Regions from separate parts of the Homo sapiens genome. Here region 1 is linked to region 2. A link is a loop called in an ENCODE intact Hi-C map of the cell type or tissue named here. Cell type or tissue: natural killer cell. All regions are shown on one strand. Links, peaks and the distances in the headings refer to the core of each region. The heading gives the core; the rest is flanking DNA. Region 1 overlaps SPON1 (spondin 1). Region 2 overlaps PTH (parathyroid hormone).

The links. Peaks named below come from ENCODE experiments on the same cell type or tissue, not always from the same donor. Only the 100,000 strongest peaks of a DNase experiment are listed, where the experiment ranks them.
Region 1: it touches region 2 in a loop (7-fold over the local background); 12 of 110 quality-filtered maps call a loop at or near these places.

The regions. Positions count from the first base shown.
Region 1 is chr11:14,242,418-14,258,044 of GRCh38, reverse strand. It overlaps SPON1 (spondin 1), which reads right to left. Exons shown (of 16, transcript NM_006108.4): 7 at 14,649-14,713; 8 at 3,316-3,517; 9 at 2,258-2,398; 10 at 1,353-1,428; 11 at 147-329. Among named protein-coding and RNA genes, the nearest start is that of RRAS2, 110 kb to the left of the region's middle. In natural killer cell, for the core only: CTCF peaks have their summits at 8,300 and 8,500 (motif pointing right); DNase peaks (open chromatin) are centred at 8,524 and 9,134.
Region 2 is chr11:13,476,642-13,492,268 of GRCh38, reverse strand. PTH (parathyroid hormone) reads left to right here. Exons shown (of 3, transcript NM_000315.4): 3 at 1-215. Among named protein-coding and RNA genes, the nearest start is that of PTH, 12 kb to the left of the region's middle. In natural killer cell, for the core only: CTCF peaks have their summits at 4,608 and 4,960 (motif pointing left); DNase peaks (open chromatin) are centred at 4,458 and 4,958; H3K4me3 peaks cover 451 bases; H3K27ac peaks cover 783 bases.

The DNA of each region.
Region 1 (15,627 bases), core at 4,377-12,376, 760 kb before region 2:
CAGATAGGAGTTTGCCCAAGGTGGACCCCACTGACATCTACTGTCAGGGTCCTTGTGCCCTCACCAGGGACACTGTCTGACTGCTAGGCAGACCCTCCCTTCCTGAACTCCTGCCAGCCCCTGGCTGGTCTGGGTTGTCTCCTCACCTTCGTCACTGCAGCCAGGGCCCATGCAGGGCTGGAAGTCCTGGGTGTCAGGGCAGGGGACGCTGAGGTCCAGCTGTGCTTTCAGCATGCGCTGTCGCATCCTCTTGCCTTTGTCACAGGTGGAGGAGCTGCAGGCGGACCATGGGGACCAGTTGGAGTAGATGCAGGTTTCAGGGGTGTCATCTGGAAAGAGTGTTTGACATGTTTTCCCTGGGAACCTATGGGAGCTGCCACTGGCCCTCTCCCCATACCAGCTTATCTGGGGACAAGAAAAGCCATGCTGCCAGACTGACTTCAGTGAGCCTGGGTGCTCCTGGGATGGAAGCAGCCATCCACTTCCCTTTAAAGATAATAGTTTAACATCTTGCTAATAAATATCTAATCTAAATAAGCAGAATGATTCTTATTATCCCTTCCTCTCAACACATGAACGTCTTCTCATTTTCAGTCCCTCATCTTGGCATTGTTTCCAGACACATGCAGGCTCATTGTAGGTAATTTTGAAAAGCTCAAGGCTTATTTACATGCCATGGCTTCATCTTCCCAATGATCCCATACACAGTTGTCATGGTAAGAATAAGAGCAGCTGCTATTCATTGAGTACTCATCATGTACCAGCACCATTCTAAGAGCCTTACATGTTTTATCCCATTTAATTCTGACAACTGTATGAAGCAAGTTCTTTTATTATCCCCATTTGACTGTTGAGGAAACTGAGACAGAAAGGTTAGCTTCTTGCCCAAGATCACATGTCTACTGAGAGTCCAGGTTGTCTGGCTCCAGATCCCATAAGAAAACTTGAGCTTGAACCATGACTCTGTCGCTCCCTCCTGATTGTAGGATCTGGGCCTTTCTTTGCTTGCTAGGAAAGTGAATGTATCCACACCTGCCTCATAGGCTGGCCTGAGAATCGAAGCAGAGAGTGGTCTGAATCCTGCGAAGCCCATTAAAATGAGATTTACATGATTGTTTTAAAGGCCTGATGTTGTTGAGTATATATTCTGATGTCATATCTTCACCAATTCCCTTATGCTTTGGGCCTAACCTTGGCCTTGTTTTTGATTATTTCTTGAGGAGAAATCCTCAGAGATATGATTACCAAGTCAAAGCACATGGTTTATGGTTCTTAAAACAGGTTAGCAAATTGCTTTCTCAAAGGGTTATGTCAATTTATGTTGCCACCTGCAACAAAAGAAAACAACGTACCTTCATCTTTCTCTTCTGGAGCCAGGTCAGCTACAATATCATCGACATTGTCAGGTACAATATTGCATTGTTCACCCTGAAAAAGGAATTTTACTTGGAGGGCTCACATGAGAGAAAGAAGGGAATGTGTAGGGGGAAGGTGAAAGAGGACTAAAATCTAATCGCCATTCTGTATACAAATCGTATGCCATGGCAAAGTTCTGGACCAACATTTACAATCTGCCTGAGAAAGAAATGCCAAGAAAGCAGGAATGGCTAACCAGGGATGATAAATACATAACTTGGGTACCACCACTCCCCAGTTCCTGGCCCATGGCAGATATTAGTAATCAATTGCAGAACTCACAATGAAAGCAATTTGCCTGGATCAAATTGTTCATTTGAGCACTGGGCCTCACTGCTGAGTTAATTTTGCTCATTTTCTTTTTTTTTCTTTTTTCTTTTTGAGATGGAGTTTTGCTCTTGTCACCCAGACTGGAGCGCAATGGCGCAATCTTGGCTCACTGTAACCTCCACCTCCAGGGTTCAAGCAATTCTCCTGCCTTAGCCTCCCGAGTAGCTGGAATTACAGGTCCCTGCCACCATGCCCAGCCAATTTTTGTATTTTTAGTAGAGATGGGGTTTCACCATGTTGGCCAGGCTGGTCTTGAATTCCTGACCTCGGGTGATCTGCCCACCTTGGACTCCCAAAGGGCTGGGATTACAGGCATGGGCTACAGTGCCTGGCCTGCTTATTTTCATCTTATGAAATAATTTGCATGTTAGAAACCTGGGGAGGCCCAGGAATTCCATATCCTGAGGTGCTTTCTGCCAGTGACTCTATGATTCTAGAGCAGAAGGGTGTACAATCTCCCTGGCACTCCTACCGGGAAAGGTCGATGCCAGAGTGGGTTCTAACCCAGTACCTTCCGTGCGATTCTCTCGATGACAACTCTGGCTACTTGAGTGATGGACCCACCCTCTGGGTCATAGAAAGGACTCTGAGGATGGTCCAGGCTGGTCAGGGGCCGGATTTTCTCCTGGGGAATGGTGGGTTTGTTGGGTGACTGCAAGAAAACATACAGAGGTAGAGAGTAAGAAATAAAATTGGGAAAACCCACAAAAGCCATTTGTTATATGGATCAGAGCAAAGTCCTTGATAGGAATTTAACAAGCATAACTACTATTTATATTTATGGAATTGTGTTCATGCCACATACTGTGCTGAGAAATTTCTAGAACTATATTTTAAAATTCTTCCATGTCCATGGTAGGATTGTGCTAAGATGAAGAAGCCAAGTTTCAGAGAGGCCATCCCAGCTAGGAAACGGCTGAGCCAGGTTGGCCTGAATCCCAAACTCTTTCTAATAGACCCGGCATTGGAAAACTTTTTTAGTAAAGGGCCAGATGCTAAATATTTTAGGCTTTGTGAACCATATTGTGTCTGTTGCTAATATTCAACTCAGCTGTGGTAGTGAGAAAACAGCCGCAGATAATATGTACTTGGAGGAGTGTAACTGGCTTTGAAAACTTTATTGACAAATCACATTGTAGGGCAGATTTGTCTTCCAAACCATAGTTTGCAGATGTCTGTTCTAGATTGTTCTCCCATTGGTTTTCTGATGGCTCCAGATTTCAATGCAATAGATCATATCAGAGAAATATGACATTCAGGACAGAATGCAAACTCCTTAGCCCAGCTGTCCAGAAACCTTCGCTCTTGCAGTCATGGCTTTGGAATGCTGTCCCCTGCTCACCTGGGAACTGCTCTTTAGCAGTTCCCTCTCCGTGCTCTCCTGGCCACTGCACAGACAGTTCCCAGAGCCCAAATTACACCATATGTGATGATGCGACCATGCCAGCCTCCCCAGCCAGACTGAAAGTTCACCTAGGACAGAGCCTGGGACAGATCCCCTCTGTGTCCAGGACACTCAGGAAGCGGGTAGGCAAGGAGCCACTCACCACTCCAGGCACACACACACACCTCATAGGTCACCCCGCTGTCGGTGCCAGCGTCCCAGGGAATCAGGTCTTGCACCACCTTCTGGACCCAGCCACATTCCTTGGTGCACAGATCTTCTGCAGATAAGCCTACGTTCCAGTCGGGACTAGGGCCCATCATGGTCAGGAAGGACATTAAATGGCGCGTTCTGTCCACGGAAAATTCAGCTGAAGGTGCTGCTCTCCTGGAAACGAAATACAGAGACCATTATATTAGAGTTCTGGGGGTTGGTCCTCACTCTGAGGGAAATCTGCCTGGATTATGAAGAATGAGAGGGACAGAGAGTATCCACATTCGTGGTCTCCCACTGAATTCTGCCTTTGGCCACTGTGGGTTTATACCCTTCTCTGTCCTGAGCCCATCCATTGAACAAATGTGGAGAGAACCATATACTACCACCCTATCCAGTTTCTCTTTTTGTTTTTCTTTCAGAGACAGAGTCTTGCTCTGTCACCCAGGCTGGAGTGCAGTGGTGTGATCATGGCTCACTGTTGCCTCAAACTTCTGGGCTCAAGTGATCCTTGCACCTCAACCTCCCATCAGAGGGGTCATCTCCCCCAGCTTCCTGTTTCTATTGCCCTCAGAAGGCTGCCAATAGCAGGCACTGTCCAGCGCCAGACTGTACCCATCAGCTCACAGCTGGGAAGCAGGGACCAGCTGTAGAGTCAGAGACCTTTGGCCGACACCCCCAGTTGCTGGGAATAACATCCTGAGTCTAAGCTATCAGAGGCCGCTCTTCAACCTCTCTCTTTGTGTCACACAGATTCTCAGGAGTGGCTGGGACCATGTGAGATACATGGCAGCAACCACTCAGAGTGGCTGGAAAGGAAAGAGTCACATTCGCAAAGCACACAGCGGGTGGCAGTCCCATATTATTTCATTTTCCCCTCATGACAATCCTGTGGGGTTAGAATTATTATCCTGTCTCATAGAGAGGCCATGAAAGTGAATAAGTGGTTAATGAACTAATAGACACAGCTAGGAGGGGGCTGAGGCTTGAAGGCAGCTTGGCCTGACTCTGCACCCCAAGGCTGCTAATCATGGGGAATCCTTGGCCAGAGACCAACTGTTCTGTTCAGTCCAGCTGGCAGCTGGTCTGCCTCAGCTGTCTGGAAGTCCCTGTGCCCTCTGTTGGGACCAGCTGCTTCTGGCTGCCCTCACCTGGCACCAGAAAGCAATGACTGCAGACCCGACTGGGGCCTGGGGAACTGGGCCCCTTGGGCTCTGGTATCACCTGTTACAGCTGTGTGTCCTTGGGCAGATTATCAAACCTTTCTGCGTCTCAGTGTCCAAATCTTTAAAATGGTGATCACATACGTCTACTCCAAAGGGTTCCTGTGAATTTCAAATGAGCTAGCTTGCAGACAGTACTTAGCCCATTGCCTGGCCCTAGAGCTCTTATTACCATTAGTGTTACTGAGAGAAGTACTGTAGGATCGTATGGAGATCAGAAAGGGGACAGGTGGGAGGAAAAGCCTTCCTGAATGGACTTTCCATTTTAGCCTGATGCCAGTCTAGGTTCTGCCACAGGAGTGGAGAAGAACCTGGCCTGAGCCTTGGCTTTGGCATCCGTCGATTGACAAGGTCCTGGTGCTGCCTCCCATGCACCCCCTCCCTTATCCCACACTACCTGCTACCTAAGAAGCTCCCTGGGCCCTGACAGGCCAGTCTACCTGCAGGTTAGCTGCAGGTTCCACTTGTACTTGCATCTATTGGGCAAGCTCTTCAGTGATTGGAAAAGTGTGGTCCTTGGACCAGCAGCATCAGCAACCTCTAGGAACTTGTTAGAAATACAGATTCTTGAGCCCCACCCTATATTTGCTGAATTAGAGACTTGGGGTAGGACCCAGCAATTTGTTTTAATAATCCCTCCAGATTGTAATACACCTCAAGCTTGAGAATGCTGGGCCCACTCATCTTTCAAGCCTCAGGTCATGTCACCTCTTCCAGCAGCCTTTCTGCCTGCCTTCAGCTGAGGCAGATACATAGCGCTGGATTCCCACACTCTGCGCAGGTCTTGCCTTCAGCTGAGGCAAGTACATAGCGCTGGATTCCCACACTCTGCGCAGGTCTTGCCTTCGGCTGAGGCAAGTACATAGCGTTGGATTCCCACACTCTGCGCAGGTCTTGCCTTCGGCTGAGGCAAGTACATAGCGCTGGATTCCCACACTCTGCGCAGGTCTTGCCTTCGGCTGAGGCAAGTACATAGCGCTGGATTCCCACACTCTGCGCAGGTCTTGCCTTCGGCTGAGGCAAGTACATAGCGCTGGATTCCCACACTCTGCGCAGGTCTTGCCTTCGGCTGAGGCAGATACATAGCGCTGGATTCCCACACTCTGCGCAGGTCTTGCCTTCGGCTGAGGCAGATACATAGCGCTGGATTCCCACACTCTGCGCAGGTCTTGCCTTCGGCTGAGGCAGATACATAGCGCTGGATTCCCACTCTGCGCAGGTCTCCATAGCCAGACCCCATGAATGTAATCACTTCCTCACTGTTCCCTCTCCCCAGCTTAGACCGGGAGTTCCTTGAAGGAACTCTGTGTTTCATAGCTGTACCCCAGGACCTAGGTGTCCAGTGGGCCGACTGAACAAATATGCGTATGATGACTTGAACTCCTCCACTTCTAGCTTTAGATCTTGGGCAAGTTGCTCACCCTCTTCAAGTCTCAATATCTTCATCTAGCAATACATACCTGCAGTGTTGCTGTCAGGATCAAATGAGATGCTTTATTAGGAAGTCTTTATAAACTGCTAAAGTATTGCAATGACATCATCAGCTACTTAGGCACAAATCAGGGGATTTAATTTCCTTTTCCCACGTGTGCATTTTCTGGCATGTAGGTCAGTGATTTTAGCAGCTTCTTTAAAGACCTGGTTCACACAAGGATTGCAGTCTATGGAGGTGTGGCATTACCTCGCCTAGGGACTCACAGGACGGGGTTCTGGTCTGCCTTCTAGTAACTGCTGAGCAGACAGCACTGGCACCTGGGTGCAGCTGTCCTCTGGGGTGGTCCAGCAGTCCCCTGGGAGGCAGGTTTCCTCTTCCATTGTCATAGAGACTGACCGCTCCATCTATTGCCTTCCTGTCTTCCTAAGTAGGTGATTTGGGGCCAGATTAGTCATTCATATCCTGTACCCCATGGGTGACTATTCATAATGACAATCTAAGGGGACAAAACCAGTTCTAATCCAGAGCTGTAGAAACCAAACCAACTGCCACCCTAACACATTACCCTGGAACCTGCCCAGCCAATGGGTGTAACCATCTGAGACCAAGGCCTTGTGGAAATCATTCTCAGTAAATGCATTTTGGCCCAATCTGTTGTATCCAAATCTGTAGCTGAAGCGAGATACCCTCTAGACCCTGGTAAGTGTTTCAAGGTGTGGGAAACGTGGGGCGGCCAATTCCTGACTATGAGGTCACATGGCTGACTTATCTTGGGTGATAGAGTAAATCTGAATCTATAAGGGCCTGAGAACAATTTGATAGCATTTTCAGATATGCCCTGCAGCTTTCTCTTATCCTTGACTGGAGAATCCCTCCTTGACCCCATTTATGTAACATTTCCTGGAGGAGGTATTTCCTGACCTCTCCCCAAATTGCTTAGAACTCCTATTCTACCTCCCCATAGCATGCTGAACTCACTCTTGCTTTGGAATTTTTTGTTAATATCTGCCTTTCCCATCAGGTTCCAATAGAGTGAGGACCATTTCTGCCGTGCTCATAGCTATATCCCAATGTCTGGCTTAGAACTTGGCATGCCATGGATTCTCTTCAAATGTTTGTTGAAGTAAATGACTTAATCTAAGAAATGAACATGGAGCTCTTGTATTTCCTTTGACCTTCAAATTTAATTAAGCATCACTTCAAAGTATTTATTCTATAATAAAAATAATTAAATGAATAAGAATCTATATGAGTTTTCCTTAGAAAATGCTAGATAGGACTGGAGTGCTTTAATTTGTTCAAACTGTCATAAAAATTTTTATGCTTTTGTATATGCCATGTCTTCCAAGATATATTTTGTTAATTTGGTTTCATCTTTCTACCTGGGACTTAGATTTGTATCCGTTTTCTAGCAGAGAGTTGATCTAGCCATACCATATACCAGAGTATATGATAAAGCATGATAGACAAAATAGCGTGATATTCAGGTAAGATAGAAATATAAATCAGCAATACAGACTGGAGATCCCAGAAACTATAGATAAGGACTATACAAAATAGGCTTTTCAAATTAGGGGGAAAGGAAAGATTGTGCGACAAGTGGGGTTGGGCTAAGTTAACTGTAATAAAAAAAAAACTGGATTCACATTTAATATACCACACAAGAAAAAAAAAAAACAGACCCAGAGTCAAATAGAAAATAACCAGATCATAGAAAAAAATAAAGCTTTCAGATCTACTAGAGAAATATTAATTTTTTCAACTTTGAAACAATAAAAGCAATTATAAAGAAAAGAATTGAATTATCTATCAACGAAGACCTTCTGTAAAATGAAAACAGCAGTACTGAATTGGAGAGAAAAATGACATGCTGGCAAAAAATGTCTCCATTGAGTGTGACTGACAAAGTGTTAATATCTATATTATCTACAGAGTTAATCCAAATATGTAGAAAAAGACAATGATCCCACTAGATAAAGAAAAGTTATGAACAGACAATTCACATCAGATATGAAGACCCAGAGAAATGTTTCCTTTTTCTACATTTGGAGAGGCAGCATGGTGTGGAGGAAAGAACCCAGGGCATTGGTGACAGTCAGAGCTGGATTCGAATCAGCTGTTTATTTAATAGCTATGTGATGAGGGCTTCCACCTCACCTTTCTTTGCAATTACTACATCTGCCAAATGGGAGCATCATCATCCTACCCCAAGGTTTTATTGTGAGAAAACTGCTTATCATTGTGAGGGACACATAACAGGGCTTGGTAGAGGTTGATTTTCTTCTCATTCAACTTTTCCAAACAAAATGTTCCAAAACACCATAAAAGAAAAGAGGTAAGAAAGGATTTTGATACTGCTTCTAGAGACTTACCATCCCCTCCTAAATTACAGATCCACACCAGTGAGACTCAGGAGGGTTTCCTAAAACACTCATATGCTGTGTTGTCTCTCATCCTGAGTTTTCAATAATCTGAATTTTCAGAGTTGCAAAAACTCAATTTGGCCACGAGAGGGCGCCCAAGCCATTCACTAGGCTGAAGTTCTGCAGGGGTGTGTGTGGAGAAAGGTTTGAGGGAGGTTCCTGCAACGTTGGAAAACGCTGTGTTTATAACCAGGAGGCATCTAGGACTCCAGGTCCATCTGGATGCTTAGACCTACCACCTGCTTCTCTGTCCAAAGCCCATCTTCCTTTAGCATCCCGAGGACATCGGTGGACCTGTGCAGGTGTTGCAGGAGGCAGGGAGAGCCCTGACTCTTCCGGCCCAATTTAAGGGAAATCTCTGGCCTCCTGGGGAGCATGGCTTTGGATTTCTGGAGAAGGTGACCATGTCTCTACTCCACTGGCCTCACAAACACGACCTTTATCTAATCAATGTTAATCCGGCAGAGTGGCTGGGAATAATTTAAGGTGGTGACAGTGGTTTGCAGGATTCATTTTAAGGAAGGAAATAAAAGTTATTTGTAAAAGTCCCAGTAATTCTTAGCATTCAGATGCAATTGGAGGAACTGGATGATGGACATTCAGAATTGATTTGTAGGAAATCTGGGCATTTTCTACTTAGGCACCGGAGGAACTAGGAAAGGATGTGGGTTTTGTTCAGAGTCTGCCTTTCCTGTCTCTACCTGCACCCTGGGCTGTCGGAGCCACAGCTTGATTTATTGAGCTAAACAAGTCAGCAGCTAATTTGCTCATTCATGGCTGTCCTTTGAGAAGTGGTCCTGGGGATAAAGATGCAGATCATTGAAAAACAAGTCAGTTTCAACGGGCAGGACCTTGCAAAGTAGGTCACCCTGGCTTTCCACTGGGCGGCGAGGGAGGCTGGAATCCCATTAACCTCAATCAGGCAGGCTCAGCAAAGAGAGGCAAGGCTGTTTCTGCAAAACAAAACTTGGCTGCATGTAGGCTTCCTAATTTGACTTCCTAATGAGATTTGGAAGAGGAAAGGGGAGACTGGGGTATGGGAAAATCAAAGGAAAATTCTTTTCCCTTAACAAGCCAGTAGCGCCGAGTGCAGAGGTTTTGGGTGTTTGGGAGGTCTGAGTGTTTGCCATCAATTAATTTTGTTCCACGGAGGCCTCAGGAAGTCTGAGGGGTAGGTGAAATGTGGGAAGGTGTCCCAAAATATTCATTTCAGTTTTTCAGAAAGTCTCTCCCATCTTAAAAAAGAAAAAAAAAATGCTCCTTTGACTCTTTCATCCCCTTGGAGCCAGGTTCTCTTCTTTCATAGCAAACTTCACAGAAGAGTGGTCTGTACTTGCTGACTCCATAACCTCATGCTCTGTTCACAGCTCACCTGCTCCGGGCTGTTTTTCCCCCTCATCACTCAGCAGAAAGGATTCTCCGTAAGGTCACTGATGACCTTCCTGTCGATAAACCCAAAGGGCTTCCTGTAGCCTTGATCTTTCTTGTTTTCTCGGCTGCACTGGGCACAGCCAACCACCCGCCTCAAACACTTTCTTCCCCTGGCTTTCTCGGTACCAAGCTTCCTTACCAATTTCTTTGCTGCTCCTTTGCTGTGTCCTTTGCAGGCAAGATTCCTCAACATTCAATAGTAGAGATCTTTGGAACTCAGTCCTAAGCCCTTGATTCCTATTCTTATGCCCTTGGCATTGTCTCCCATTCCTTGAGGGCTCCCAATTTTAGATCTCAGTGCAGAATTCTTGCCCTGAGTTCCAGAGCTATCTAGCCAACCATGTACTTAACACCTCTAACTGGAAATCTTGAATACATCTTAACAACTTACACTTAGAACTGATCCCATGATCTTTCCCACTGAACTTCATCTAACGTTTTCAGCCTTGTGAGTGGCTTCACCACTCTTTCATTATGCCAGCCAGACACATGGGAAACATCTTGACTGCTCTTTCTCCACCCCCTTACTCCACCTATCGCCACAGCCTGTTGATTTTACCTCCTACGTGCCTCACACATCTCTGTACCTCTCTCCTTTTCCACCACCACCACCATCCTAGTGAAGTCACAGTTAATTCTCTCCGGTTTTCTGAAGTAGCCCCCCTCACTGGGCTCCCGCATCTACCCTTTCACACAGGGGCCGAGTGCTGTTATTGCTTTTTATTTTTTAATGCAAATATGATCATGTCACCCTTTTGCTTAAAACCCTTCAATGATTTACCATTATTATTTGAGACAGGGTCTCGCTCTGTCACCCAGACTGGAGTGCATGGTTCACTGCAGCCTCAGCCTCCTCGGCTAAAGTGATCCTCCTGCCTCAGCCTCCCAGGTAGCTGAGACCACAGGCACAAGCCACCACGCCTGGCTAGTTTTTAAAATTTTTTGTAGAGATGGGGGTCTTGCTTTGTTGCCCAGGCTGTTCTCAAACTCCTGGGCTCGAGTGAGCCTCCTGCTTCCACCTCCCAAAATGTTAAGATTACAGGTGTGAGCCAGTACACCTGGTCTTACTCATGACTTTTAATGCAAAAATTCAAATAAAAAATTTCAAATGTTACATGGCTTGGCCCCACACCAAACTCATCTTTGATTTCTGGATCTAGTTAGACCAAAGCCTTTTAGTGCCTTAGACATACTCTACTCCCTCCTCATACAGGGCCTTTGCAGATACATGATGGTCTCTCCAGATTTTCTAAAATGTTCTCCCCTTTGTTTTCTTCTTTGCTTAGTTAACTCCTACTGCTTCCTTAGATCTTAGCTTCATTGCCTTTTTAGGGGGAAGCTATCTCTAACCCCCCTAATGGCACTTTATGCCTTTCCTTCATAGACATGTCACATTTATTTGTGTGATCATTTAGTAAATATCTCTCCCCACTGAATTGTAATCTCCATAAGGAACTGTGCTGTGCTCACCACAGTTGCCCTAAGCACCTTTCACAGGACTTTTTTTGGGGGGACCCTCCTATCAAGGATGTTTCAGTCCTCCTTGATAGGATACAGGGTAAGTGAAAGTAAGATTTTGTTTGTTTTGGGGTAGGTGTGAGACCATTTGGTGTGGTCACATTGTTAATTTCATGCCAATCAGAAGGCTCATTGGCAGGTATATATGTCTTGATTAATTTAGACATGGGAAAATGAATGAATTGTTACTTAATTGGAAGGATCGTGTTATAGTGAAAAGCACAGGCATTAGAATCAGCTGGGTACTGTTGGCATTCTATATCCACCCTTGCTGTCATAGGACCTCTGAGTCTCAGTTTGGTCATTGGTAAAATGGACATTGCAATACCTACCTCATGGTTATTAGGATTAAAAGGGATAATAAATGTCAGCGCCTACTTGGACCCAAGGGGATGCTGAAGGTAAAAAGGACTGCTCTCTCTTTCCTCTCTCCCTCCCTTCCTATCTCTTTCCTGAATGTGCTTTGATTTGCAGTTTACATCTGTTTAAGCCCAGGCTCCTCAAGAGAAAACTGGTATAAAGACTCCTTAATGGTGTAAAAATTGGTACCCACAAACTCTCCCCACCCCTACCTGCCTTTCATCCCCTGCCCACTTAGAGGACCAGAAGTGAGGGGTTCTTCACACATAGGTTCTGGGAGCCAAGGAACTGGGAGAATCTGAAGAGACAGCAGAGTAAGGAGATTCAGGGTGACCTGACTGGTAACTGATGTTAATTATGCAAAGGGCACCAAGGGCTTTTGTGAATTCACATCCTTGTTTTTTGGTAGGACAGGGATGAGATGGGCAAAGGTGCACCTGCCAGGAGAGTGCCCTGGGTAGGCCCTGCCTCGTGTTGCTTCTCCTTGGAGGGCAAGGCATTTCCTGGGCTGGGTGGGTTTTCTCCTGCCCTGGTGTGAGCTTCCTTAGGGAGGATCCAGAGCAAGGCTTAGAGCTCACAGCAGGCTAGAAAAGGCCTCCATGCAGCCAGCTGGGCTGCGCTGGGCCAGCTGTCTGAGTGCTAGTCTCTCTTTCCCTCCTCAGGCCTCCACTCAGAGCCTCAGCTCCACCCAAGCCTGGGCCAGTCCTGACCAGCACAAGGAACACCTTCCAGGCACAGCCCCATGTCCCTCCTCCACACAGCAGGAGAGGGTTCTGCCCCTGCTCTGGGGCTCCAGAGCCATTCCTCACCCTAACATTTATCCCCTTGGAGTATACAAGGCTGCCATGATGACATTATATTTTATATATTCAGGTTATATGGTGCTGCCTGGACTTGTGCAAAGGGAAAACCTGGAGTGGCCCAACTTGGTCTGTTGTCTGTCTCCTCTCTGGCTGAGTGTTCCAGAGAGCTAGGACTGCATGTGCAGGGCTGGCGCACAGTAGGGGATGAGCCATTAGTTTGCTGAATGGTTAAATGAGCAGGTATCAGGTGCCTCGCCGTAGCTTCCCTGCTCCCAGGCAGTCAGCTATGAGTGTGCCTCCTCCCTCACTCCCACTGCCCTATCCTGGGGCGTCTTCCTTTTGAATGTCCAGCACTTTCCTCCCTTCCTATCCTGTGGATTTCGCCTTTTCTCCCACTGAGCAGCATCTCACACATTCCTCACATTGTTGCTGTCTTCAATACGGGTGTTAATGGATGTAGACTACTCCCTAGAGGGGCTGGCCAAGGCTTCTTCGTAAACCATCTTCTTGGGGTCAGTCTCCAGGCCTTGCGTCTTTAAAGGATGAGCAAAATCAAAGCTTGTTCAAGGAACTGCCCAGGATTCGGGGTGGCCTGTATGAGGTGCAGCATGGGGAGGACAAGAGATGAACCCCGACGTGTGTTCCGCCCACCTGCGCACGCTAAACTAAGGAGTGTGGACTTGATCTTGAGACTAAGCGAAGTCACAGAGGGATGAAGAAGGAGAGGACACAACAGATTTGGATTCTTTTTTGTTGTTGTTGAGACAGAGTCTTATTCCCATCACCTAGGCTGGAGTGCAGTGGTGCGATCACGGCTCACTGCTGCTTGACTCCCTGGACCCGGGCGATGCTCCTACTTCAGCCTCCTGAGTAGGTGGGACTACAGGCATGCGCCACCACACCCAGTTAGATTTTTGTATTTTTAGTAGAAGCAGGGTTTTGCCATGTTGCCCAGGCTAGCTGGAGGATTTGGATTCTTTTTTTTTTTTTTTGAGATGGATTCTTGCTCTGTCACCAGGCTGGAGTGCAGTGGTGCGATCTCAGCTCACTGCAACCTCTGATTACCTGGTTCAAGTGATTCTCCTGCCTCAGCCTCCCAAATAGCTGGGATTACAGACACGTGCCACCACACCCAGCTAATTTTTGTATTTTTAGTAGAGACTGAGTTTCACCATGTTGGCCAGCATGGTCTCGATCTCCTGACCTCGTGATCTGCCCGCCTTGGCTTCCTAAAATGCTGAGATTACAGCGTAAGCCACTGCGCCTGGCCGGTATTTGGATTCTTAAAAGATCACTCTAGTAACTGTGGATGAGGAATTGGACTGAGGGAGACTACAGCAAAGGAAAAAGGTGACGTGGTCCAGGTGAGAAAGGGTGATGGCTTGAAGGAAGGGGAGGAGAATCAAGTAAGGACTGATTTGTGAGCTGCCCAGAAGGCAGAATCCACAGGGTTTTGACACTCACTGTACTTTCAATATTTCTCCACATGGAGAACAGCAGGTTTGTTTGAAGGTGATGGGACCCATTTTGGACATGATGAGTTTAAGGTCCAGGTGGACCATCCATGGAGAGCTGTCCAAAAACCTGACGGATATACCACTGTATCCATCCATTTGGCAGGAGGTAGTTTTGGGGACTGTCAGCATACCCTTGGTCACCTGACTCAAGGGCAGATAAAATCTCTCTGGGATAGAGGAGACAGAAAAGAAACGGGACTGAGAATGGAACCCAGGGTAAATCTGGCTTTCCACACATCAGACTGGCTAAGCATGAGTACACCTGTGTGCTCTGAGGGTGAGGGCATGTTTGGTCTGTTGTGGCTGAGAGCATGAGTGAACACAGAACAGTTAATCATCCCATCTGAGTTGGTATTAAAGCCATCACATCTGGCTGTGGTATTAAAGCCATTGGGGGAAAACAGAGCCTGAGCCTGCATCCTTGAGAAGATGGGGCAGGTGTGATGCTCTGCACATAGAAAGCATCTTGCCTGCTTGTTAACTGAGAAGTAGTGCTAACTTCAACAGCATAACTGGTATGTGGTGGCCATTAGGTAGGTGGCTTTGAGAAGGGGCTAGGATAAGACAGGCCAGGCAAGGGACTTGTGTTACTTACACGTTGAGAGGCTGCCAGGCTGGCCATTGGGCTTTGGCTTTGATGACGGTGAGGACCTCATCACTCTGCAAAAAAGGACCACAAATATTTAGTGAACAGAGCTGGGCTCATGGGAACAATAGGGCTTTGACCTGGTGACACCATTCACCCCCACTCCCTCACCTGCTGTTGGGGCTTTTCCTGCCTGGGTGTACAGCCACCTCTCTCTGGGATGGGGGAACCCTGGGGCCTCAGTGATACCGGGAGAGGGGACTGAGTGTCCAGGTATGTCCTGGACACTGAAGGGCCACTGAGTCACACCTTTGGTTTCCAGCTCAGCCCATCCCTTCCCCACTAGAGCAGAGATCTGGCCTGGATTCTGCCTTGGTTGGCCAGACTCCCATGTCATGTCCATTTCAGAGGGCAGAGCCATGCTCTGTGTCCAGCAACTGAGTGGGGCCTGCTCCAGGCCAGCTGGGTCAGCAGGAGTTGCAATGTGGCTAACACCTGGCCCTGAGGACTGTCCCCTCAACGCCTGTCCTGCTGGTGAGACCCATGCGCTGGATCAGACTCCCTTGGACGAGGAGGCCAGCACAAAGCCAAGGCCCCATACCCGTGGTGCCCCTCAGGTTCTCTGGCTCTGTTTTGCTTTGGATGGTGAATAAAGCACCATAAAGTTATTTTAGGGATAACTGGGGAAACTAAAGTAATTTTTTGAGGAATAATTTGATAATTAACATTTTGAAGGAAAGCACTGAATGGTCTTCATAGGGCAAAAATCAGAACTTTGTTGATTTTGCTCAACTTTGAGGTTTGGTTGGGTTTTTATTTTCAATTACACACTGCGGGTGAGGGGTGCCATGATCTTTGCAAGGCTGGAGGCCTCCACAGGTCCAAGTTCAGCTCTGGTGGGGGGCTTTCCCTAGAGTGGAGTCAGCTGGTCCTGTATGGCCCCTTTCCCTGGCCTGGGCCCAGCAGTGCTCAGACACAATAGTCCATT
Region 2 (15,627 bases), core at 1,768-9,767:
CCATGATAACTGCAATTTTAATTGATTATTCTGATTCCACTTTTATTCATTTGAGTTATTTTAATTATCTTTTCTATTGTTTATTCTTTTTAAAGTATGTTATTGCATAATTTATAAAAGAATAAAATTGCACTTTTAAACCTCTCTTCTACCTTAAAATGTAAAACAAAAATGTAATGATCATAAGTCTAAATAAATGAAGTATTTCTCACTCATTGCAAGTATATCTTTTTGGTTATCACTGATACCCACATGTTTACATTGATCATGACTAGGTAGAACAATACAAAGTATTTTTTTAGTCATGTGTTTCACATTTGGATATTTTGAACATCAACGTTTTAGTATTACCAAAGTATTAGGTTTCCAAATCTTCACTAGCTCAATACTGTTGTCCTTTTGGTTTCAGGAAAGGAAATAAAATGCTCAGCAAAAAAAGGGGGCATAAAGTGGTCCGAAACTTGAAAAAGTATTTGCCCCTACATAAAAACCCACTAATCATAGTTCTAATCTGGACGCAAAATTGCAAGAAATAGAATGTTTGTATCTATTAGAAGATAATTTCATTCATTCATTTGTCATTTGACAAATATCTATTTAGTGTTTATTGTTTGTCGTGTACTGTCTTAGGCACTGGCATACAATGGCAAACAAAACAGACATGGTTTCTGTCTACATGCGGCCTAAGATTTAACAGAGAAGACAGATATTATTAATTCATAATTTAGTTTGATAAGTGCTATGTAAGCACAGCACAAAATATTGGAGTGTAAAATACAGAGCCCTAATGTACTTAGATCAGTGCTGTCCAACAGAACTTTCTGTGATGACAGAAATGTTCTGTATTCTGTGCTGTCCAATATGGTAGCCACATGTTCATTTATGTAAAATGTGGGTAGTGTGACTGATGATTGATTTTTATTTACTTATTTTTATTTTCAATCCCTTCGTCAATTTGAATGATTTTAAATTTTAAATTTAATTTAAAATTAATTTAAATAAAATTATAAAATAAAAAATGGAAATAGCCACATACAGTTAGTGACTACTATACTGAACAGTATAGTTCAATCTCAAGATGATCCAGCTGAATAAGAAACATGACTAAGAGTTAACTAGATGAAAAGAAGTAGGAGGGTTTCCCAGGCAGGTGGTATAGCATATGCAAAGGCCCTTAGTTGGGAGGGAAGATGGCTGTAATGCTAAGAGCCAGGATTACAAAAATGAATAAGATTCCATCTCTGGCCTCAAAGAGTTCATTTTCTAATGGAGAAAGACAGATAGGTAAGCAAGTAATTACAATACAAATACAAAATACTGTGAGATACAGAGAGAGTAGACTTGCCTGATAGAATGAACAATTGAGATGGAAGTTTAACGGTAAGTGAACTTTGTAAAATGTAGAACAGAAGAATATTAACAAATTTCTTGCATTCTGGTGGAATCAATCAAACTGTAGTTTAAATGCAAAGAAAATTAACTTTAAATAGAAAGGGATGCATTACAGAATCATAGAGAATGCTGAAGGAAACAATCTAGGAAAGACTCAAAGTCACTGAGGGAGCGATTCTCTCTTCTAATAGCAGTAGCTGCCTTGACTATTATCCTGAGACTGCCCTGATCAGGAGGCAGCTGCTGTTCCAGAAACACACTACACCTCTACCATCCACCCCAGCAAAACGGATGTCCAGCATTCTGCCTATTGACATCTGTCAGTGCCTTGTCATTGTAACGTTTGCTAACACTAGTACAGTAAAATCAAACCGGTCCACAACAATGCTTGCCAGCAGAAAGGGAGAAGTGGCAGATTACCTTACTTCTGCCTTCCCTTTCTCACAAGAATGCATATGATTTGCTGAACCTTAGCGGCAGAGGTGTCTGGAAAATGTAGTTTTTAACTTGCCAACCTATGTAATAGAGGAATACACACTAGAAGGTGGAGTGGACAGTGTCTCTGACTCCCTGGTAGAGAAATGGCACGGTGAGTATTCTTGAATATGTCCTCTTATGGAACTGTGTGAGAATTTCTTTGGGATCGTTATCCAGAAGTAGAATCATAAGACAGACATAAATGAGTTTCACAAGCACAGTTTATACTCCTTCCAGTAGGCTAAGCATTCCTGTTTCCTTATTTCCACCTCCAGTTTGGAATGATATGCCTTTATAAAAAGTTTTGCCATATTGACGTCAGGTGGTAGCTCATTGGTTTAATTTGTGTACCTCTGATTATTAGTGAGATTGGTATTATCTCTACATGTTGGTCATTTGAGTGTGAACTGCTTATTTATATCCTTTGCCATTTTTCTATTAGTTTTCTGGCCCTGTTGATTTTGAATTCTTTGTATATTCTAATGCAAATTCCTTGTTGGTTTTGTTTGTTTATGTATTTATTTATTTACTTATGAGACAGAGCAGCCTCACTGTGTTACCCAGGCTGGAGTACAGTGGTGCAATCACGGCTCACTGCAGCCTCAAACTCTCAGGCTCAAGTGATCCTCCTACCTCAGCCTCCCAAGTAGCTGGGACTATAGGTGCACACCACTGTGCACAGCTAATTTTAAATTTTTTTGTAGAAATGAGGTCCCACTATGTTGCTCAGCTGGTCTTGAACTCCTGGGCTCAAGTGATCCTCCTGCCTCCCCCTCCCAAAGTGTTGAGATTACAGGCGTGAGCCATCGCACACGGCCCCGTGTTGGTTTTAAATGCCACAAATATTTTCTCCCAGTGTGTCATGTATTTGCTAACTCTTTCTATGCTTTTTTTTAAAACTTAAAGGTCTTTTATTAGCATTAACTTAGCAACTTAATAATGTATTAAAATAACCATTCTAAAAAAGAAAAACTTGAAACATCTTTCTATAGTATTGTCTCAAAAACTACAAATTAGACAACTGACTGAAAATGCCAACTTTCCAAAGAGTGCGCAATTTCACCATGATATTTTGCTTTGTATCTTGATCCTGAATTAATAAGAACTAGTAATATAAAGAAAATTCGCAGGTTAAATCAGATGTTCAAAATAAGATTTAGTCAAGAGATACCTTTTAAAATTGTCAATGACTTAATAACCAGATTTAATTATATGAGGGTGACGGATATACTCATTATCTTCATTGTAATGGTGGCTTCACAGGTATATACGTAGGTCAACATTTATGAAGCCATACACTTCATGTCTGTGGTAGAAAACTTTTAGAATTACAGAAAGGATTTTTAAAAGTGGGGGGAAGAGGGAACCCATCCTAAATGCCACCAACAAAAATGACCACTGTTGATATTTTGGTTACTAAGTTTTTGGATTTTCTAGCATACATCTACTCAGAGTACAATTCATAATTGACACGTTAATTGCAACTGAGAGTCAGCTAAAGCATGTACATGTTAAAACAAGGAGACCACCCACAATATTAGCAAAAGTATTTACTTCCTGCCATATAAAAGCTTCCAAACTTATTTTAAGATGCCACACAAAGCCCATTATCCAACATAGTAACTTTGGTTTCAAACTTTGCCTGTCCATTGACTGTAGGAAAAACAAGCTTAGGTACTCCAGGTAAGACAGAAGTGGGGCATGGGGATGTTGGGAGAGGTGCCATCACTTCTAAAGTGTCTGTATGCAGGGAATCCAAACCTAAAACAGAGAAACTGACCCAGTACCACAAAATTGAGACAACTGAGCCTATGATGACCACTTAGTGCAGTTAGTTATGTTTTGTCTGCATTAGAAATCGACATTTGCCTTTCTAAAGGATTTCTTTCTACATATCTTGAAAGACAACATAGAGGAGTGATCCTGGCTCAGCCAAGGGACCCTGAGGCAAGCTGATTCAGTACGTTGGGTCTTAATTAATTAATTGCCATCTCTGTAAAACAGGGCTTACAACCAAAACTCACTGAAGCACAGTTCATACAGATAAAACACTTAGAACAGCTCTGCCATTTAGCAGTGTCACTGAAGTCTAGGTGGAAGCCACACCCCTTATTAATCTGCTTTGAAGGCCTTGTGTCTCTTTCTCCACACTCATTTCCTGAACCTCCCACCCCTACGGGTCCCAGTCACTCCGACTCTTTCATCAATTCCCAGAACACACCGGGCTCATCACCTCCAAAGCTTCTGTTCTCACTATTCCAGGGCTTGCCTTTTTCATGTGGCCTCCCCTTCTTTCATTCTTCATCTCTTGGCTTAAATGTCACCTTGACGAGGGGCTATCACTCAGTCTGTCTAGGCTTTCCTACTATTTTCTGCCACTAAACTCTGCTTATTTACTTCAAACCATTTTCATGATTGGCAATATTTTGTTCACACTATTGTCTGTCTCCATTTCCTGTGGGCAGCAACTCTCTCTGGTCACCTCCATACCCCTGAAGTAGTGCTCATTATGTAGTGAAGGGTAATACATACCTGTTGCCTGAATGAACGCACCCTTGTGGGGAAAGGCAGATATTGCCTCTTGGGCAGGAAGAGCAGAGGGGACAGAAAAAGTCCTCAAATGTCGGGAATCAACAGCTGAGAGGAAACGAGTTCAGCAATCGAGAGCCTAGACCAGGAGCGTCCAATCTTTCAGTTTGGTTTCCCTGGGCCACAATGGAAGAATTGCCTTTGGCCACACGTAAAATACACTGACGTTAATGATAGCTGATGAGCTTAAAAAAACAAAAAAAAAAAAACAAAAAAAACGCACTATGTTTTAAGAAAGTTTACGAATTTGTGTTGGGCTGCATTCAAAGCCGTCCAGAGTTGTATGCAGCTGGTGGGCCGCAAGTTGGACAAGCTTGGCCTAGACGTTGCTGTCACACGTAACAGAACTCAGCCCCCACCAGCTCAGCCTTCTGAGGGTGAGAGGTGACAATGTACTAGCAGCCCTCACTCGCTCTCCGCCTCCAGTCTGGCCGTGCTTGAGGAGCCCTTCAGCCCGCGGCTGCACTGTGGCGGCCCCTCTCTGGGGCTTGCCAAGGCTGGAGCGGGCTCCCTCTGCTGGCGAGGAGGTGTGCAGGGAGAGGCAGCGGCTGGAGCCATTGAGAGGTGAAACCAGCCGGCTTCTGGGTCGGGTGGGGACTTGGAGAACTTTTGTGTCTAGCTAAAGGATTGTAAACGCACCAATCAGCACTCTGTGTCTAGCTAGAGGTTTGTAAACGCACCAATCAGCACCCTGTCAAAACGGACCAATCAGCTCTCTGTAAAATGGACCAGCTCTCTGTAAAATGTACCAATCAGTAGGATTTGGGTGGGGCCAGATAAGGGAATATAAGCAGGCCACCCGAGCCAGCAGCGGCAACCCATTCGGGTCCCCTTCCATGCTATGAAAGCTTGGTTCTTTCGCTCTTTGCAATAAATCTTGCTGCTGCTCACTCTTTGGGTCCGCACTAACTTTATGAGCTGTAACACTCACCATGAAGGTCTGCAGCTTCACTCCTGAAGCCAGTGACACCACGAACCCACTGGAAGGAATGAACAAATCCAGATGCACTGCTTTTAAGAGCTGTAACACTCACCACAAGGGTCCGCGGCTTCACTCTTGAAGTCAGTGAGACCACAAACCCACCGGAAGGAAGAAACTCCAGACACATCTGAACATCTGAAGGAACAAACTCCGGACACACCAACTTTAAGAACTGTAGCACTCACCACAAGGGTCCCCGGCTTCATTCTTGAAGTCAGTGAGACCAAGAACCCACAAATTCTGGACACAAGGGAAAAATGCCAAAGGAGAGTGGGGCAGAGGCAGAGAGATGAGACATGGCCTCTGCTGAAGAGGTGAGGGCAGGATAGTACCCAGTAGCCAAGGAGGAGAGGAGAGACAAATGGGACTGTGAGCCAGGGGTGGAGATGCAAAGCTGGGAAGCACCCCCATCGCCTCTGGGATGAGGCTGGTGTCTCCAGGGGTGAGCCTGCCTGAGGACATGAGCCTGCAGAACCCAAAGATAGAGCCTCTGGAAAGACTCCAGCTGCCCCAGTCCCAGGCCAAGGCCTGGCTCACCTGTGGCTCACCTTAGCCGCGGGCAGCCCCGAGAACCCGATCCCTGCAGCAACTGCGTCGCCACCAGCACCACAGCTGCCGTCTTTATAGTTAATTTCGATGAACTCAGATATATCAATTTTTCACTTTATTGTTTGTATTTTTCAGGAGTCTTGTTGAAGAAGTATTTCCCCAGCCCTAGGCCACAAAGTTACCTCTTACATCTGCTTTAGAGTTTTACCTTTCACTTTGTTTTTTTCTTATTTTTTTTTAATTATACTTTAAGTTCTAGGGTACATGTGCACAACATGCAGGTTTGTTACATATGTATACAATGCCATGTTGGTGTGCTGCACCCATTAACTCGTCATTTAACATTAGATATTTCTCCTAATGCTATCCCTCCCCTCTCCCCCGACCCCACGACAGGAACCGATGTGTGATATTCCCCACCCTGTGTCCAGGTATCTCCAGAATTAGTTCCTTCCAGTGGGTTCTTGGTCTTGCTGACTTCAAGAATGAAACCACAGACCCTCATGGTGAGTGTTACAGCTCTTAAAGGTGGTGTGTCCAGAGTTTGTTCCTTCAGATGTTCAGATGTGTCCAGAGTTTCTTCCTTCTGGTAGGTTTGTGGTCTCGCTGACTTCAGGAATGAAGCTGCAGACCTTCCCAGTGAGTGGCACAGCTCTTAAAGGTGGTGTGGACCCAAAGAATGAGCAGCAGCAAGATTTATTGTGAAGAGCAAAAGAACAAAGCTTCCACAGCATGGAAGGAGACCCCAGCTGGTTGCCACTGCTGGCTGCCCCTCCTGGCTCAGGTGGCTAGCTTTTATTCCCTTATTTGGCCCCACCCACATCCTGCTGATGGGTCCATTTTACAGAGTGCTGATTGGTCCATTTTACAGAGTGCTGATTGGTGCGTTTTTACAGAGTGCTGATTGGTGCGTTTACAAACCTTTAGCTAGACATAGAGCGCTGATTGGTGTGTTTTTACCGAGTGCTGATTGATGCATTTACAAACCTTTAACTAGACTCAGAGCACTGATTGGTGTGTTTACAATCCTCTAGGTAGACAGAAAAGTTCTCCAAGTCCCTACAGAACAAGAAGCCAAGCGGGCTTCACCTCTCACAAGTGTTTTCATTGTTCAATTCCCACCTATGAGTGAGAACATGTGGTATTTGGTTTTCTGACCTTGCGACGGTTTGTTCAGAATGATGGTTTCCAGCTTCATTCATGTCCCTACAAAGAACATGAACTCATCCTTTTTATGGCTGCATAGTATTCCAGGGTGTATATGTGCCACATTTTCTTAATCTAGTCTATCATTGATGGACATTTGGGTTGTTTCCAAGTCTTTGCTATTGTGAATAGTGCTGCAATAAACATACGTGTGCATGTGTCCTTATACTAGCATGATTTATAATCCTTTGGGTATGTACCCAGTAATGGGATGCTGGGTCAAATGGTATTTCCAGTTCTAGATCCATGAGGAATCGCCACACTGTCTTCCACAATGGTTGAACTAATTTACACTCCCACCAACAGTGTAAAACTGTTCCTATTTCTCCACACCCTCTCCAGCACCTGTTGTTTCCTGACTTTTTAATGATTGCCATTCTAACTGGTGTGAGATGGTGTCTCATTGTGATTTTGATTTGCATTTCTCTGATGGCCAGTGATGATGAGCATTTTTTCATGTGTTTTTTGGCTGCATAAATGTCTTCTTTTGAGAAGTGTCTGTTTATATCCTTCACCCGCTTTTTGATTGGGTCATTTGACTTTTCTCTTGTAAATTTGTTTAAGTTCTTTGTAGATTCTGGATATTAGCCCTTTGTCAGATAGGTAGATTGCAAAAATTTTCTCCCATTCTGTAGGTTGCCAGTTCACTCTGATGATAGTTTCTTTTGCTGTACAGAAGCTCTTTAGTTTAATTAGATCACATTTATCAATTTTGGCTTTTGTTGCCATTGCTTTTGGTGTTTTAGTCATGAAGTCCTTGCCCGTGCCTATGTCCTGAGTGGTATTGCCTAGGTTTTCTTCTAGGATTTTTATGGTTTTAGGTCTAACATTTAAGTCTTTAATCCATCTTTAATTAATTTTTTTACAAGGTGAAAGGAAGGGATCCAGTTTCATCTTTCTACATATGGCTAGCCACTTTTCCCAGCACCATTTATTAAATAGGGAATCCTTTCCTCATTTCTTGTTTTTGTCAGGTTTGTCAAAGATCAGATGGTTGCAGATGTGTGGTATTATTTCTGAGGGCTCTCGTTCTGTTCCATTGGCCTATATCTCTGTTTTGGTACCAGTACCGTGCTGTTTTGGTTACTGTAGCCTTGTAGTATAGTTTGAAGTCAGGTAGTGTGATGCCTCCAGCTTTGTTCTTTTTGCTTAGGATTATCTTGGCAATGCGGGCACTTTTTTGGTTCCATCTATTAAGATAATCATGTGGTTTTTGTCTTTGGTTCTGTTTATATAATGGATTATGTTTATTGATTTGCATATGTTGAAGCAGCCTTGCATCCCAAGGATGAAGCCCACTTGATCATGGTGGATAAGCTTTTGGATGTGCTGCTGGATTTGGTTTGCCAGTATTTTATTGGGATTTTTGCATTGATGTTCATCACGGATGTTGGCCTAAAATTCTCTTTTTTCATTGTGCCTCTGCCAGGCTTTGGTATCAGGATGATGCTGGCCTCATAAAATGAGTTAGGAAGGATTCCTTCTTTTTCTATTGATTGGCATAGTTTCAGAAGGAATGGTACCAACTCCTCTTTGTACCTCTGGTAGAATTAGGCTGTGAATCCATCTGGTCCTGGACTTTTTTTGTTTGGTAGGCTATTAATTATTGCCTCAATTTCAGAGCCTGTTATTGGTCTATTCAGGGATTCAACTTCTTCCTGGTTTAGTCTTGGGAGGGCGTATGTGTCCAGGAATTTATCCATTTCTTCTAGATTTTCTAGGTTATTCACATATAGGTGTTTATAGTATTCTCTGATGGTAGTTTGTTTTCTGTGGGATTGGTGGTGATATCCCCTTTATCGTTTTTTATTGTGTCTATATGATTCTTTTCTCTTTTCTTCTTTATTAGTCTTGCTAGCTGTCTATCAATTTTGTTGATGTTTTCAAAAAACCAGCTCCCAGATTCATTGATTTTTTTGAAGGATTTTTTGTGTCTCTGTCTCCTTCAGTTCTGCTCTGATCTTAGTTATTTCTTGCTTTCTGCCACCTTTTGAATTTGTTCTTGCTTCTCTATTTCTTTTAATTGTGATGTTAGGGTGTCAATGATAGATTTTTCCCATTTTCTCCTGTGGGCATTTAGTGCTATAAACTTCCCTCTAAACAGTGCTTTAGCTGTGTCTCAGAAATTCTGGTACATTGTGTTTTTGTTCTCATTAGTTTCAAAGAACATATTTATTTCTGCCTTAATTTCATTATTTACCCAGTAGTCATTCAGGAGCAGGTTGTTCAGTTTCCATGTAGTTGTGCTGTTTTGAGTGAGTTTCTTAATCCTGACTTCTAATTTGATTGCACTATGGTCTGAGAGAGAGTTTGTTAAGATTTCTATTCTTTTACATTTGCTGAGGAGTGCTTTACTTCCAACTATGTGGTCAATTTTGGAATAAGTGTGATGTGGTGCTGAGAAGAATTGTATTCTGCTGATTTGGGGTGGAGAGTTCTGTAGATGTCTATTAGGTCTGCTTGGTGCAGAGCTGAGTTCAATTCCTGGATATCCTTGTTAACTTTCTGTCTCATTGATCTGTCTAATGTTGACAGTGAGGTGTTAAAGTCTCCCATTATTATTGTGTGGGAGTCTAAGTCTCTTTGTAGGTCTTTAAGGACTTGCTTTATGAATCTGGGTGCTCCTGTATTGGGTGCATATATATTTAAAATAGCTCTTCTTGTTGAATTCATCTCTTTACCATTATGTAATGGCCTTCTTTGTCTCTTTTGATCTTTGTTGGTTTAAAGTCTATTTTATCACAGACTAGGATTGAAACCCCTGCTTTTTTGCTTTGTTTTGTTTTCCATTTGCTTGGTAGATCTTCCTCCATCCCTTTATTCTGAGCCTATGTGTGTCTTTGCATGTGAGATGGGTCTCCTGAATACAGCACACTGATGGGTCTTGACTCTTTATCCAATTTGCCAGTCTGTGTCTTTTAATTGGGGCATTTAGCTCATTTACATTTAAGGTTAATATTGTTATGTGTGAATTTGATCCTGTCATTATGACGTTAGCTGGTTATTTTGCCCATTAGTTGGTGCAGTTTCTTCAGAGCATCAATGGTCTTTACAATTTGGCATGTTTTTGCAGTGGCTGGTACTGGTTGTTCCTTCCCATGTTTAGTGCTTCCTTCAGGAGCTCTTGTAAGGCAGGCCTGGTGGTGACAAAATCTCTCACCATTTGCTTGTCTATAAAGGATTTTATTTCTCCTTCAATTATGAAGCTTAGTTTGGCTGGATATGAAATTCTGGGTTGAAAATTATTTTCTTTAAGAATGTTGAATATTGGCCCCCACTCTCTTCTGGCTTGTAGAGTTTTTGCTGACAGATCCGCTGTTAGTCTGATGGGCTTCACTTTGTGGGTAACCTGACCTTTCTTTCTTGCTGCCCTTAACATTTTTTCCTTCATTTCAACCTTGGTGAATCTGACAATTATGTTTCTTGGGGCTGCTCTTCTGGAGGAGTATCTTTGTGGTGTTCTCTGTATTTCCTAAATTTGAATGTTGGCCTGCCTTGCTAGGTTGGGGAAGTTCTCCTGGATAATATCCTGCAGAGTGTTTTCCAACTTGGTTCCATTCTCCCCATCACTTTCAGGTACACCAATCAAACGTCAATTTGGTCTTTTCACATAGTCCCATATTTCTTGGAGGTCTTGTTCATTTCTTTTTACTCTTTTTTCTCTAAACTTCTCTTCTCGCTTCATTTCATTTATTTCATCTTCAATCACTGATACCCTTTCTTCCAGTTGATTGAATCGGCTCTGAAGCTTGTGCATTTGTCATGTAGTTCTCGTGCCATGGTTTTCAGCTCCATCAGGTCATTTAAGGTCTTCTCTACACTGCTTATTCTAGTTAGCCATTCTTCTAATCTTTTTTCAACGTTTTTAGCTTCCTTGTGATGGGGTTCAAACATCCTCCTTTAGCTTGGAGAAGTTTGTTATTTCTGATCTTCTGAAGCCTACTTCTGTCAACTTGTCAAAGTCATTCTCCGTCTAGCTTTGCTCCGTTGCTGGCAAGGAGCTGCAATCCTTTGGAAGAGAAGAGACAGTCTGGTTTTTAGAGTTCTCAGGTTTTCTGCTCTGGTTTCTCCCCATCTTTGTGGTTTTATCTGCCTTTGGTCTTTGATGATGGTGACCTACAGATGGGGTTTTGGTGTGGATGTCCTTTCTGTTGATGCTATTCCTTTCTGTTTGTTAGTTTCCCTTCTAACAGTCAGGACCCTCAGCTTCAAGTCTGTTGGAGTTTGCTGGAGGTCCACTCCAGACCCTGTTTGCCTGGGTAGCACCAGCAGAGGCTGCAGGACAGCAAATATTGCAGAACAGCAAATATTGCAGAACAGCAAATGTTGCTACCTGATCCTTCCTCTGGAAGCTTTGTCTCAGAGAGGCATCAAGCTGTATGAGGTGTCAGTCGGCCCCTACTGGGAGGTGTCTCCCAGTTAGGCTACTTGTGGGTCAGGGACCCAGTTGAGGAGGCAGTCTGTCCATTCTCAGATCTCAAACTCCATGCTAAGGGAACCACTGTTCTCTTCAAAGCTGTCAAACAGGGATGTTTAAGTCTGCAGAAGTTTCTGCTGCCTTTTGTTCAGCTATGCTCTGCCCCCAGAGGTGGAGTTTGCAGAGGCAGGGAGTTCTCCTTGAGCTGCAGTGGGCTCCACCCAGTCCGAGCTTCCCAGCCACATTGTTTACCTAGTCAAGCCTCAGCAAAGGTGGATGCTCCTCCCCCAGCCTCGCTGCTGACTGGCAGTTCGATCTTGGACTGCTGTGCTAGCAGTGAGCAAGGCTCCGTGGGCGTCGGGCCCACCGAGCCAGGCATGGGATATAATCTTCTGGTGTGCCATTTGCTAAGACCATTGGAAAAGCGCAGTATTATGGCAGGAGTGTCCCGATTTTCCAGGTACCATCTGTCATGGCTTTGCTTGGCTAGGAAAGGGAATTCCCTGACCCCTTGCACTTCCTAGGTGAGGTGATGCCCCACTCTGTTTCAGCTCACACTCCATGGGCTGCAACCACTGTCTAACCAGTCCCAATGAGATGAACCCAGTACCTCAGTTGGAAATGCAGAAATCACCCATCTTCTGCGTCGCTCATGCTGGGAGCTGTAGACTGGAGCTGTTCCTATTCAGCCATCTTAGAGCTGGATCTACCTTTCACTTTAAGGTAGTTATTCTTCTGAAGACTAGTCTTGTGTATGCTAAAATGCTATGTTTGCGTTTTATTGACTTTTTCATATGGACAGTCAGTATCCCAAACACCATCTGTGAAACAATCCATTATTTCCCCATGGCTTTATGGAGACATTTTAAAAATCATACCTTAGGTTCTTGGGTTAAACATAGGTCTATTTTTTATTTTATTTAATTTTGAGGGAAAAGAGGCTGAAAATTTGCCTTATTGTGCTCTTTGAATCAACTTTCAGTTCATGCCAACAAATGACTCTTCCTGGACTTTTCCTTCATTTCCCAACTTAATCCTTGGACACCATGTCCCTCTGAATATCTCCAGCCCTGTGATTCTCCTCCCCATGTGGGGCATACACAGGAAACCTTCCTTCTCAAGTCCACGGGGGTTGAGCCTATGAACAGACAACCTAGGCACTCTTCAGAAACAAGTTCTTGGTTACATGAGGAAGCAGCAGTTCACGGAGGTAGCCCTGGGAAACACACAAGAGGAGAAACAAAACTAGCCCTCACACTGTGGGCCTCTTGGGTTTGGTCCAATTTTATCTTGAGCAAAGACCAGTATTTACAATTAAGTTAGGTTTTAAAATCAATTGTTTATTTTTGCAATTCTAATCTTAAAGCTTCCTTTTTAGTAAAACAAATGGTTTCTCAAACTTATAAACTCCTGGTAATGTCAAAAAAGATGAAAGTGTATGATCTGACAGTTTCATCCTGCATATTCCTCTTTTCCTGGCTCCCTGAGAGGACTGTGGTCAAATTATGACATCGATACCTTCCTTGGTACAGATCTTCATGTGTTGCATGTTCTCACCCTCTCTTGGGATCCCAGGTCCAAAGAGTGAAAATAGAGGCTCCAAGATAGACATATTGTGAAGGTGAATAAATGGAAACTATCAGACGTGTTGAAAAATGAAATGGTTTTCAGGTCACAGTCCAGGAAAATCCCCACTTCTAAGTTTGGGCTCACATGGAGAACCGTCCTAGTTTCTGTGCTAGCAGTGACTTCACATACGCTCTTGAGGCTCACCACTCAGAACCAGAGATCTGATGATACTAGGAAAGGTTCTTCATGAAATGCAGATTCTCTGCAAACACCCGCAATCCATCTTTTTATTTCTCCCACTTTCAACTCCTAATAATGTCAGCCAGAGGTGAAGCACGAGGACCCTAGGACAGGAGGAACAGAGATTAATGTCTTGGCATTCTCTGGTGGTCTCATCTGGACATATCTCCATAAGAGGCTCCACAGGTCATTAGAAAATATGAGGAGGTTATTACTTGTGGCCACATTCAGACTCATCTTTTCATAGAACTCCATGCAGAACATGCTCAGCACAAGTGTCACAAGTGTCATCACTGTGATCTCAGCCACTAGCTTCCCCAGGGCCATATTGGTCTAGATCCTCTGGATCCAAGAGATGTCAAGACACTGGGAACAAGTGAAAGGACATGCTAGTTCTCCCTCTCCAACTGCCTGAGGCAGGTGAAGCAGAAGTTGTGTTTGCAGGGCGTCAAGCAGGGATCTTTGAATAGTTTAAGTTAAATGGGACATGTCAATTCTTTTTTGTGTTTTTCTGCTATGGCCACCATTTCAACATAGCTATTCTCAGTTTTGTGCTGCTCTAGGGTACTACAATTCTTCTCAACTGGATTCTGGAATTCTCATAAAGGCATTTTTAAGCCTCATAAAGTCTCCCTATATCATTGTTAAATAAATGTTTCTGTGAGGCAATGAGGGCTGGAACTTCCTATTCTGCCATCTTGCTGATGTCACAAATATAGGTTTATATTTGAGCTCTCTTTGTTTATTCTGTTCTAATGATGTATTTGTTCAAGTAATATAAATTAAGTGTACACACATGCACACATCCTTCTTTATAGACGTCTGTTCTCCCATATAAATTTTACAATCAACTGAGCTCTCTTCTAAAAAAAGCCAATTGCAATTTTGATTGGGATTGTATTAAAATTATAAATTTGTGTTAGGAGGAATTGTCATCTTTATTATATCATCCTATTCATTGATACTGTAAGGGTCTTCATTTATTCTGATCTCATTTTATGCCTTTTAAATAGTTCAAATTTTCTCTGGAAAGATCTTACATAGCCTTCGTTAATTGCTGAATACTATGTAGTTTATTGTGTGGTTATTATGAAAAGTATCTAAATGTTAATTACATTTTCTATTTAGTTATTTTTGGTATACAGGAACATTGTTCATTTTTCTACTTTTATCTTACATCCAACAACCCTGCTGGACTCTCTTATTAATTCTAATAGTTTGTCTTTTGATTAAGCTTGTTATACATGTAGATAATCATATAATCTCAAATAGTGATACTTTTTTCTCTTTTTTCCCCTCTGATTACACCTTTTTTTCAATTCTTATGGCATTATTCAGTACCTCTAAGTTCTTGTTAATGAGTGATGATGTTGAGCTTCCTTATCATATTCTTTACCTTAATAGGAATGTGTCCATAATTTCTCAAGAAGAGAAAGTCCATTAACACATTGATGACATTCCCTTTTACAACTAGTTTTCCAAGAGTTCATTTGAGATAATAAAAGGGAATTAAACTTTATAAAATGATTTTCCAAACACATGCAATGTTTTACTTTTAGCTCAATGTGATAAGTTAAATATATTTACATGCCTGGGATAGAACCTACTTAATATCGATATGTTTTTACTTTTTTAAACAGTAAAATTTATTGTACATATAGAAGCCTGCATAAAACATATATGCAAATTTTTAAGAAAAAAATAGAATTAACTTCCATTACTCACCACTGAGATTATGAAATACAATATTGCCAGTACAAAAATTTCTTGTAAGACCTTTCTCTATCACATCCCCCAATTCATCCCCATTTTACTTTTATCATTAGTCTTTCTATTATCTATATATAAAATCTGTGTAGATTTTATATATACATATAGATTTCATATGTATAAATAGTATACCTATACATATATAATCTAATCAAAGGGTGTGTGTATATGTGTGTGTGTATATATATATATATATATATACACACGTATATGCCTTTTAAAGATTTCAAATTTAACCATTTAATAAATACACACTATTTAATAAATAGTGTGTGTATATGTGTATATATATACTCCTTGGTTATTTTATATTGAAAAGCTAGTATTAGACTATTCAGTCTAATTAACGGGTATATGATTAGATTGAATGGTCTGATACTAGCTTTTCAAATGTTTGCCTTCGAAAAACGTAGGCTGTCTTTTCACCTTGTGATAT